Regions from separate parts of the Mus musculus genome. Here region 2 is linked to region 1. Evidence: chromatin loops called from intact Hi-C (ENCODE). Cell type or tissue: heart. All regions are shown on one strand.

What was found. Hi-C counts contacts between places; a loop is a spot of excess contacts. Peaks named below come from ENCODE experiments on the same cell type or tissue, not always from the same donor. Only the 100,000 strongest peaks of a DNase experiment are listed, where the experiment ranks them.
Region 2: a loop joins it to region 1, with 2.3 times the contacts of the local background. A loop is called at or near these places in 1 of 42 quality-filtered maps.

Annotation. Positions count from the first base shown.
Region 1 is chr13:52,222,390-52,226,389 of GRCm38, forward strand. It overlaps Gm33041 (a long non-coding RNA gene), which reads left to right and starts at 479. Exons shown (of 4, transcript XR_382371.3): 1 at 479-571; 2 at 732-822; 3 at 1,883-2,104. In heart, a CTCF peak has its summit at 1,523 (motif pointing left); DNase peaks (open chromatin) are centred at 92, 182 and 1,122; H3K27ac peaks cover 1,287 bases.
Region 2 is chr13:51,905,287-51,909,286 of GRCm38, forward strand. No RefSeq gene overlaps it. Among named protein-coding and RNA genes, the nearest start is that of Gadd45g, 61 kb to the left of the region's middle. In heart, no CTCF peak of the experiment used is centred here; no DNase peak of the experiment used is centred here; H3K27ac peaks cover 178 bases; H3K27me3 peaks cover 971 bases.

The sequences.
Region 1 (4,000 bases):
GTGCGCCCCAGCTCACGCTGTCTCCCTGGTTCCAAATAAATAAACGAGTAGGAATAGGACTCAGGGGCCACCCCAGGGCAAGTTTCTCTGTGTTCCTATCCCTTACTGCAAGTGTTGACGCCCAGCTGTCAGGGCTGGGGTTGATCGCCTTGTCTCACCTTCAGAAAGGCCCTAGGACCCAGCTAGCAGCCTGAGGCTGCCAATGAACTCCTGTGAACAAGAGAGGCCACTGGGTGAGACTGGGTGGGACCAGAGCTCCAGGGCTAAGCTCTCCTAAGTTTCCTGCAGTCCTTTATCTGAGGACTGGCCAAGTTGTCCAGAGCCTGGGTGTAGTCTGAGCTCCCCAGGACCATTAAAGGGAGTGAACAGAAGCTTGAGCTGGTCTCTCAGTGAAGGAGGCCAAAGCAGGAAGCCTTGTCAGGCATTGCCAATATCAGCAGTAGAAACACACCCACACTTTAGAGTACAAAGCCTTCCCAGACACCCTGAGTGTCTCGTTTAATTCTCCTCCGGCTCTCCAAGTCGGCAGTGCAGTCTGGCCTTGCAGAGGAATGAAGGAGGGGCTCCACAGGTCCGCACAGAAGTCAGCACCTGGGGCTGCCTGGACTCTCTCTCTCTTCTGTTCATTGTAATCTGCAAACTTCTTTATCAGCCCCTTTCCTGGACCTTCTTATCAGATGGTCCAGACGAAAGGATTAAAGCCCGATTTCTTTTCCCCATTGTCTTCTCAGAAGAAGCTCAACAAAGCAATCAACATCCACAGTCTCCAAGAGAGAGGCCGCTTGGGGGCGGCTCTGCTGCTGTTGCATTGTTCTGCCCAGGGTAGGTGGCCCTCACAAGATCTCAGCCTAAGGTCAGTTATCTCTCCCCTGCAAACAGCTGGAGGATCTGTGGTCTCAGAGATAGAAGACACAGTTCTCCTTGGCGGGCCAATAGAAGGGGGTAAGGAAAAACTCCCAGCCCACCACCTCTCCCCTGCTCCCCAAGAAAGTGTCCCTGGATGAAAAGCGCATTCCAGTGAGCTCCAGAGAGCACTTTCCTGGGTTCTGCTGTTTAGACTGCCTTGCTGCAAGGCATCTGGCTCTGGCCAACATGGCACTGGCTAGAAGCCATGATCTTTCTGGCTCTCCTGAGCTCTGTCAGCTCAGCTCACAGGCTGCTTGCAGCTCTGAGGCCATCCACCACCTGACCCACCTTTGCTCCACACACAAGCACACATGAGGACATCTGTAATGCATCATACTTACATACTGCTAGGTATATCACCCTGTGAACACACCACAGACACACTTGTGTGCATGCACACATATATAAATACACATGTGCACACATGTTCGGGTGCACACACATAGACACCGCAGACATGTGGACACACACACACACCTTAATGAACACACACAAGCACACACACACACACACACACACACACACACACACACACAGAGTATCATTTCAACTGTGAACCTCTACTGCCCCCCAGAGGTTTAAATGTGGATGAGCAGGTTCAAAATTGTCAAAATCTTGGACAAAGGGCAACTGCTTATCTTTTAAAGCCCAAAGAACCAGAAGGTTCCATTTAGGGAAAAGATTGTGTTGTATTTTGACATACCTCACACAACCTTTATTTAATAGGATGTTTCTTCCAGTTTCTTAAACTCTATAAATCACAGGTTATAAGTGTGTACAGGTAGGTGTGTGTGTGTGTGTGTGCGCGCACGCGCGCGCCTTGCTCTCACCCCATGACCGCATGCTGAACTTGCAGCCTCGGCCATCCAGACGGCCCTCTCCTTTAATTGAAGGCTCAGAGAAGGGATTTAGAGAGACACTTTGGGAATGTTACTTGTGATCTTTGTTACTTTTTTTTTTTTTTTTTTTGTGGTAGGACACTGTTGCTTTGAAGACTTCTAAATCAAGAGGACTGCGTGTGTCACAAATGACAGAGTGACAGGCAGAGCCTTGTTTACTCACGGGTGGCATGTAAGACTGTACAGGAGGACCAGGAGAATTACTGTCTGTTTGATGTCTAAGATCTGTGCTTTCTTAGGTTTCTTTTGCCTCGGCTCCTGTTGAGTGTTTCCATGTTGAGATTCTCCCATGATGACAGGTAATTGCACATTTCAAATGAACAACTCAAAAACACAGGGGCAAGCAGATTAGCTTTAAAACAGCCTTCAAACAGCCTTCGCCATTTGTCTCTGGCAGGCTCCACGCTTTGGGAATTAGAGGCAAGTTCCTGTGTCCTTTTCTGTGCTACTTTGTATGGTTAATATGCACGGTCCCTGGCTGTGGGGCGGGCGTGGGGGGTGGGCAATGCTTAGTTAAAAAGCCAGGCAGGTTGGTGAACCCTTAAAGTCCTAGTGCTGGGAGACAGACCTGTGTCTCTCGGTTCAGAAAGCCAACCTAGCTGAATCAGAGAGTTTAGGCCAGTGGGAAAGCCTGTCTTTGTACCCCTCAAGAGGGTGAGCAGTGTTCAGAGGAATCACATCTGATGTTGACCTCTCTCTCTCTCTCTCTTTCTCTCTCTCTCTCTCTCTCTCTCTCTCTCTCTCTCTCTCACACACACACACACACACACACACACACACACACACACGTTCACAACACTTCAATATGAATGTATAAGACCAGTATCATGTCTGAATTTCTGAGGGAACAAGAGAACATGGAGGCACAGCTGGGGGTCCTTTGGGGTTGGCCCTCTGCTTTATTGGATAATCTCAGAGTTCCCTTGGTGTCTTAGTCAGGGTTTCTATTCCTGCACAAACATCATGACCAAGAAGCAAGTTGGGGAGGAAAGGGTTTATTCGGCTTACACTTCCATACTGCTGTTCATCACCAAGGAAGTCAGGACTGGAACTCAAGCAGGTCAGGAAGCAGGAGCTGATGCAGAGGCCATGGAGGGATGTTACTTACTGGCTTGCCTCACCTGGCTTGCTCAGCCTGCTTTCTTATGGAACCAAGACTACCAGCCCTGAGATGGTCCCACCCACAAGGGGCCTTTCCCCCTTGATCACTAATTGAGAAAATGCTTTACAGTTGGATCTCATGGAGGCATTTCCTCAACTGAAGCTCCTTTCTCTCACAGCTCCAGCTGTGTCAAGTTGACACAAAACTAGCCAGTACACTTGGTATGATTTTTTTAAAGGATCTTGCATGTTTGCAGACAGATGATTCTAAATTCTTAGCATCATAAACTCGTGCCATGCTCTTGATGGGCGAGTACCCCCTTGTGTATCTTTTTCCTTAGTAGCAGTTCTAGCTGATGTCATTTTGAACCAGAAGGGAGAGGGCCACACGGACTTTCCTAGCATTATGCCCTGCAGACATGAATCCGAATCTGTTTTCCCTCAAGGCCCAAGCATATGGTCCCGAGGGGCTGTGGAGATGGCTCAGTGCTTGCCATACGAGTTTGAGGACTAGAGTTTGAATTCCCAGAACTCCCCCAAATGCTAGGTGAACACGGCCCATCTGCAATTCTAGCTCTTGGAAGGGCAGAGACAAGGGATTCCCGAGAGCAAGCTAGCTAGTGGTACTAGCTAAAATGGCAAACTCTGGGATCAACTGAGAAATCCTGCCTCACTAAATAATATGGAGAGCCGGCAAGAACGACTCCCCATGTCAGCCTTGTACTCCTGCATGTGTTTGCGCACATGTGCACATATACTCACATACAGTGGTACACCCTCATGCATGTAAACATGCACATACAACATATACAGATACATGAACATGTGCATGCATGTACACACACACATATGTTCATCACGCATGCAGACACATGACAAAAAGGAAAAAGAAGTGTGTGGCATGTGTGATGTGTGGTGTGCATGGCATGTGTGTGTGTGTACATGCATACACATGTTCATGTGTGTGTGCACTCACTGCTCACTGTTCGGTGTCTCAGTCAGGGCTCTGAAAAGATGCCTTAGCTTTCAGAACCCCATCCCAAGCAAATTCTTTGCCTAGGCATTCTATCTCCTTGGTAACACAGCCCCTCTCT
Region 2 (4,000 bases), 320 kb before region 1:
AGAAAAACGTGGACTCTCCTTTCTGCACGTGCTCCTTGCATCCTAGCACCCATGGGTGCAAAAAGCCGGGCTGCAGGTATGAGGAACAGAGTGCTTGCACCAGACCAGGCCACCAGGTGTGCAGTGACTTTTGGCTGATGGGGGGTTTTGAAATGCAGGAGTCAGCCTTGAGCTGAGCAGGGTTTACTGGAAGGAGTGACTTTCAGGGTGGGGGTGGGGTAGGGGAAGGTTGTCAGCTAGGCTTGGAAATCCAGAATGTGACAGCTGGGGAGATGGGAATGTATGAGGGTAGCCAGAGGGCAATCAAGGCAGAGGGACAGCCTTGAGAGAAAGTAGAGGCTGCTGGAAAAAATGGGTGAGCAAGCAAGCAAGCAAGCAAGCAAGCAAGCAAGCAAACAACCAAAAACCCTGCACCATGCTTGATGGCCCACAGGACTCAGGCTCTGACTGGTCAGAACCAAGCTGAACTCTAACCCCTGACTTCAATGTTTCAAGGGTTAGGCTTTATTCTCTCAGCCCTAGGAAGGGTGCCCCAGCCTCCTGGGGGTATAGTTCACAACTCCTAGAGGTGGCTTTATGGGACCCCTTAGTAAAGAGTCAGGTAGGTTTGAGCCTGGCAATCTGCATTGTCACCCCTCTTTCCCCAAAATTGCCTTACTTGAGCAATGAATGAGGCAAGATGGATTAGGGTCCCCACTAGGGGTGTAGTCTATATCTGATCTGTTCAGACCCTTCAAAGATGAGGGACTGGCATTTTCTATTGGAGGCCTCTCTCTCAAGATGAATGCAGAGAAGGTCCCTCCCTCCCACTCCCATCCCCCATCTGAGCTTTTCTTCTCTGGCTTCAATAACTTAGCTCAGTTTAACCCCTATAGAGGGTGACTTTCTTCTCCTGGCATGCTCCAGGTCACGGTTGGGGACGCATGAAGGATGTGCCACCCACACATTAGACCTAGATTGAGCACTCAAAACCCTTTGGGACAGAGCTCAGAACAGGGTGTTCCCAGCCCTACACTGGAGAACCTGTTTGGTTAGTATTGAGCCCTGAGGACAGGAGCCAGCAAAGCTCAGAAGGAGAACCAACTAGGGAGGCTCCCTTGGGCTCCTCCCCATTTCCTGCTGTGGAGACTGGAGGAGTAGTCTCTTTAGGCTCCCCTGTGCTTAGCTGGCCTGTAGCATCTAACCCACGGTGACTCTTCAAGCCTTAGGGCATCTCCTTCAAGTCAATGTATCTGTACTGCTCTGAGTCTCACCAATCCTAAGGAGGTCCAGGGAGATGAGTTTGCTTGCTGATCGAGGCTGTGATCAACAGATACCATTTAGACAGAAAGGTTGGCAAGCTCTGGTCAGGTCTCAACCCCAGACCAGGAAACAACTCCAAAGCTATTTCTACAGTCAGGTTTTCCCCCCTCAGTTTGAAAGAAGTGCAAGCATGCTCACGGGCAGATCCTGCAAAAAGTCTGGTACATTTAAATATGACATTCAAGAGCAAGTCCCACGTAGCAGCTCCCTCTGGTGTGACCAGCCTTTAGATCTTTGGTAGAGCCCCGGGCATTTCTCCAGCCTGCAAGCTGACTTGAGTAGGGAAGGATTTCACAGAAACCCTGCTTTCAAAGATGGTGATGGCACCTGCCCACAGTCCCAAGGAGTCTGGCAGGTCCTAAGGGCGCTGCTTTGTGTTCCTAAAGGACTACTGCCTTTCTCAATGGGATTTGTAGACAGTGGAATGGCTGTGCATCTGAGAGGAGGAGGCCACTGTAAGGTGATTTATTCCCAACAAGTCAGAAGACCTGTGGGTACTTGAGGGGCACCAGAATAAAGATGCTCAACACTGGACTGCAGAGGCAAGGAGACATGGGGTTGGGAGACGGCTCAGCCAGCAACAAGGAGGAAGGTCAGAATTCAACCCCCAGAACTCATATCAAAATTAAAAAGCTGGCTGAGGTAGAGTTTGCAACTCTAGTACTGGGGATGGAAAAACGTGGAGAGCCTTGAGCTTCTGGGTCGGGGTGCTACCCTGTCTCAACACACAAGGTGGGTGCTAGTGTGACAGCTCAGTGGGTAAAGGCACTTGCCATCAAACCTTGTAAGACCATCTGGTGGAAGGAGAGAACCAAGTCCCACACATTGTTCTCTGTCACATCCATGCTATAGCATGTACAGACAGACAGACAGACAGACGGACACACTAAAATAAAAAGACCCCATGGATGATGCCTGAGAACTGACATTGACCTCTGACCTCTATGTGCCCATATGCATGTGCGCATAAGCATCCACACACACATACACCTATGTACATGGACACACACACACACACACACACACACACGCGCACACACACACAGACAAAGGAAGAAAGAGGAGAAGACCCTACAGAGCTGGCTGGCGCTTCCCTGGGAAAAGGGACCTGGTGTGTTTGAAGCCTTACCCTGAAGATGATTAACTAGACATCTGCCCAGAAAGGTCAAGGAAAGGAGGTCAGGGAAGTCCTGACTCTCACCCCTGTCACAAATGTGTCTCTCACCTGTATGTCACAAAGTTGATGTTTCTTTTCTCCACTCAAGGAGGGCTGAGGTGGTTTGGTTAAGTACCTTAAAAGATCCCATGTTGGAACCATGATCCCATATTTATATATTCACAGTGCTTGGGGATGCGACTTTGGGAAGTGACAAGGGTCAGATGGGGTCACAGGATCAACTAGGACTTTATCAGCAGGGGAGAGGGACTTGAACTTGGCCCGAGTTCTGCATCATGAGCAATACCTGATGCATTTGGAAGACTTCACCAGATGCCAGAACTATGCTCCTGACACCTCACATCCAGAACTTCAGGCAAGCAGACCTCTAGTCTTCACAGACATCCAGCTTTGGGTATTTTGTGTTGGCATTGGAAACAGATTTAAGATGGATATTGGCTGTAGCGCATGGGTGAGCTTTGCAAATCACAGTCGGAACGGATGTGAGGAGTGAGTGAGCACTCTCTGGCTTTCCTCTGACTCTAGGTCACTTGCAAGCTTTCCTGTGGGCTCGCTCACCTGACTTGTCCCATGCTTTCACTTGTGACATGGAACTGACACTGGCTCCCACTTGTCACATGCTCATAGTGAGCTTCAAGCTTTCCAGTCTCTCTGCCCTGCCTTCCACAGCCTGACTGTGAACTGGCTAATGTCCCTCTTCCACTTTCCCTGTAGGGACAGACAGTCAGCCTTGCAGGAGCAAACAAACTCTTCGAGTTCTGTCGTTGCTGTCAGGAGACAAAACTACAACAAAAACTCTTAGTATTTAGTGATTTCTTAGTAATATGTAGATCTTAGCAGGCGTTTTCTTAGAATCGGGCAAACCAAGTTCGACTGAGTGTCAGTGTTCCAATTGGCTAAGATGAGGAAGTTGCTTTTCTAGACAGAAAAGGGTAGAGAGAGAAAAGGCATGGAGCAATAATGAATTGGTGGGGAAAGTTACTTTCCTGTGGTGTGAAAGCAGGTGGAAGTTTCTTCTTCTCCTTCCCCTGCCAAACCACCCTCCCGACCCCCACCTCACTACACTGAGTCATTTTTTATTTTGTTTTAAACTGACTCCTTCCATACTTGCTTGAGATTGTGATACTTGGCTGGAGGAGTCCGTTCTTGTCTGTGCTGATGTGCTGGAGCCTTGTGCTGGTCTGCCACAGTAGGTGCTTGTATTTCAAGCTAAGTGATGTAGAAGGGAGATACCAAGCCAGGCCTATGTGTGTGACAGGCAGAGTCCCACCTACCTCTGCATGCTGTCTGCTCAAGTCCCAGTTCTGGAATCAGGTAGAAATGATGAGTCATGGGTGGATGCTGAGGTCAGAGGCTTGGGGAATAGGGGTGGGGGGGGGGAGGGTTTCCTGGTCCAGCCCTGGGGATAAGTCAGGTGAGCAAGCCCACAGGAAAGCCTGCGAGTGACCTAGAATCCAGACAAAGCCAGAGAGTGCTCACTCACTCTTCACATCCGCTTGGACTGTGATTCACAAAGCTCAC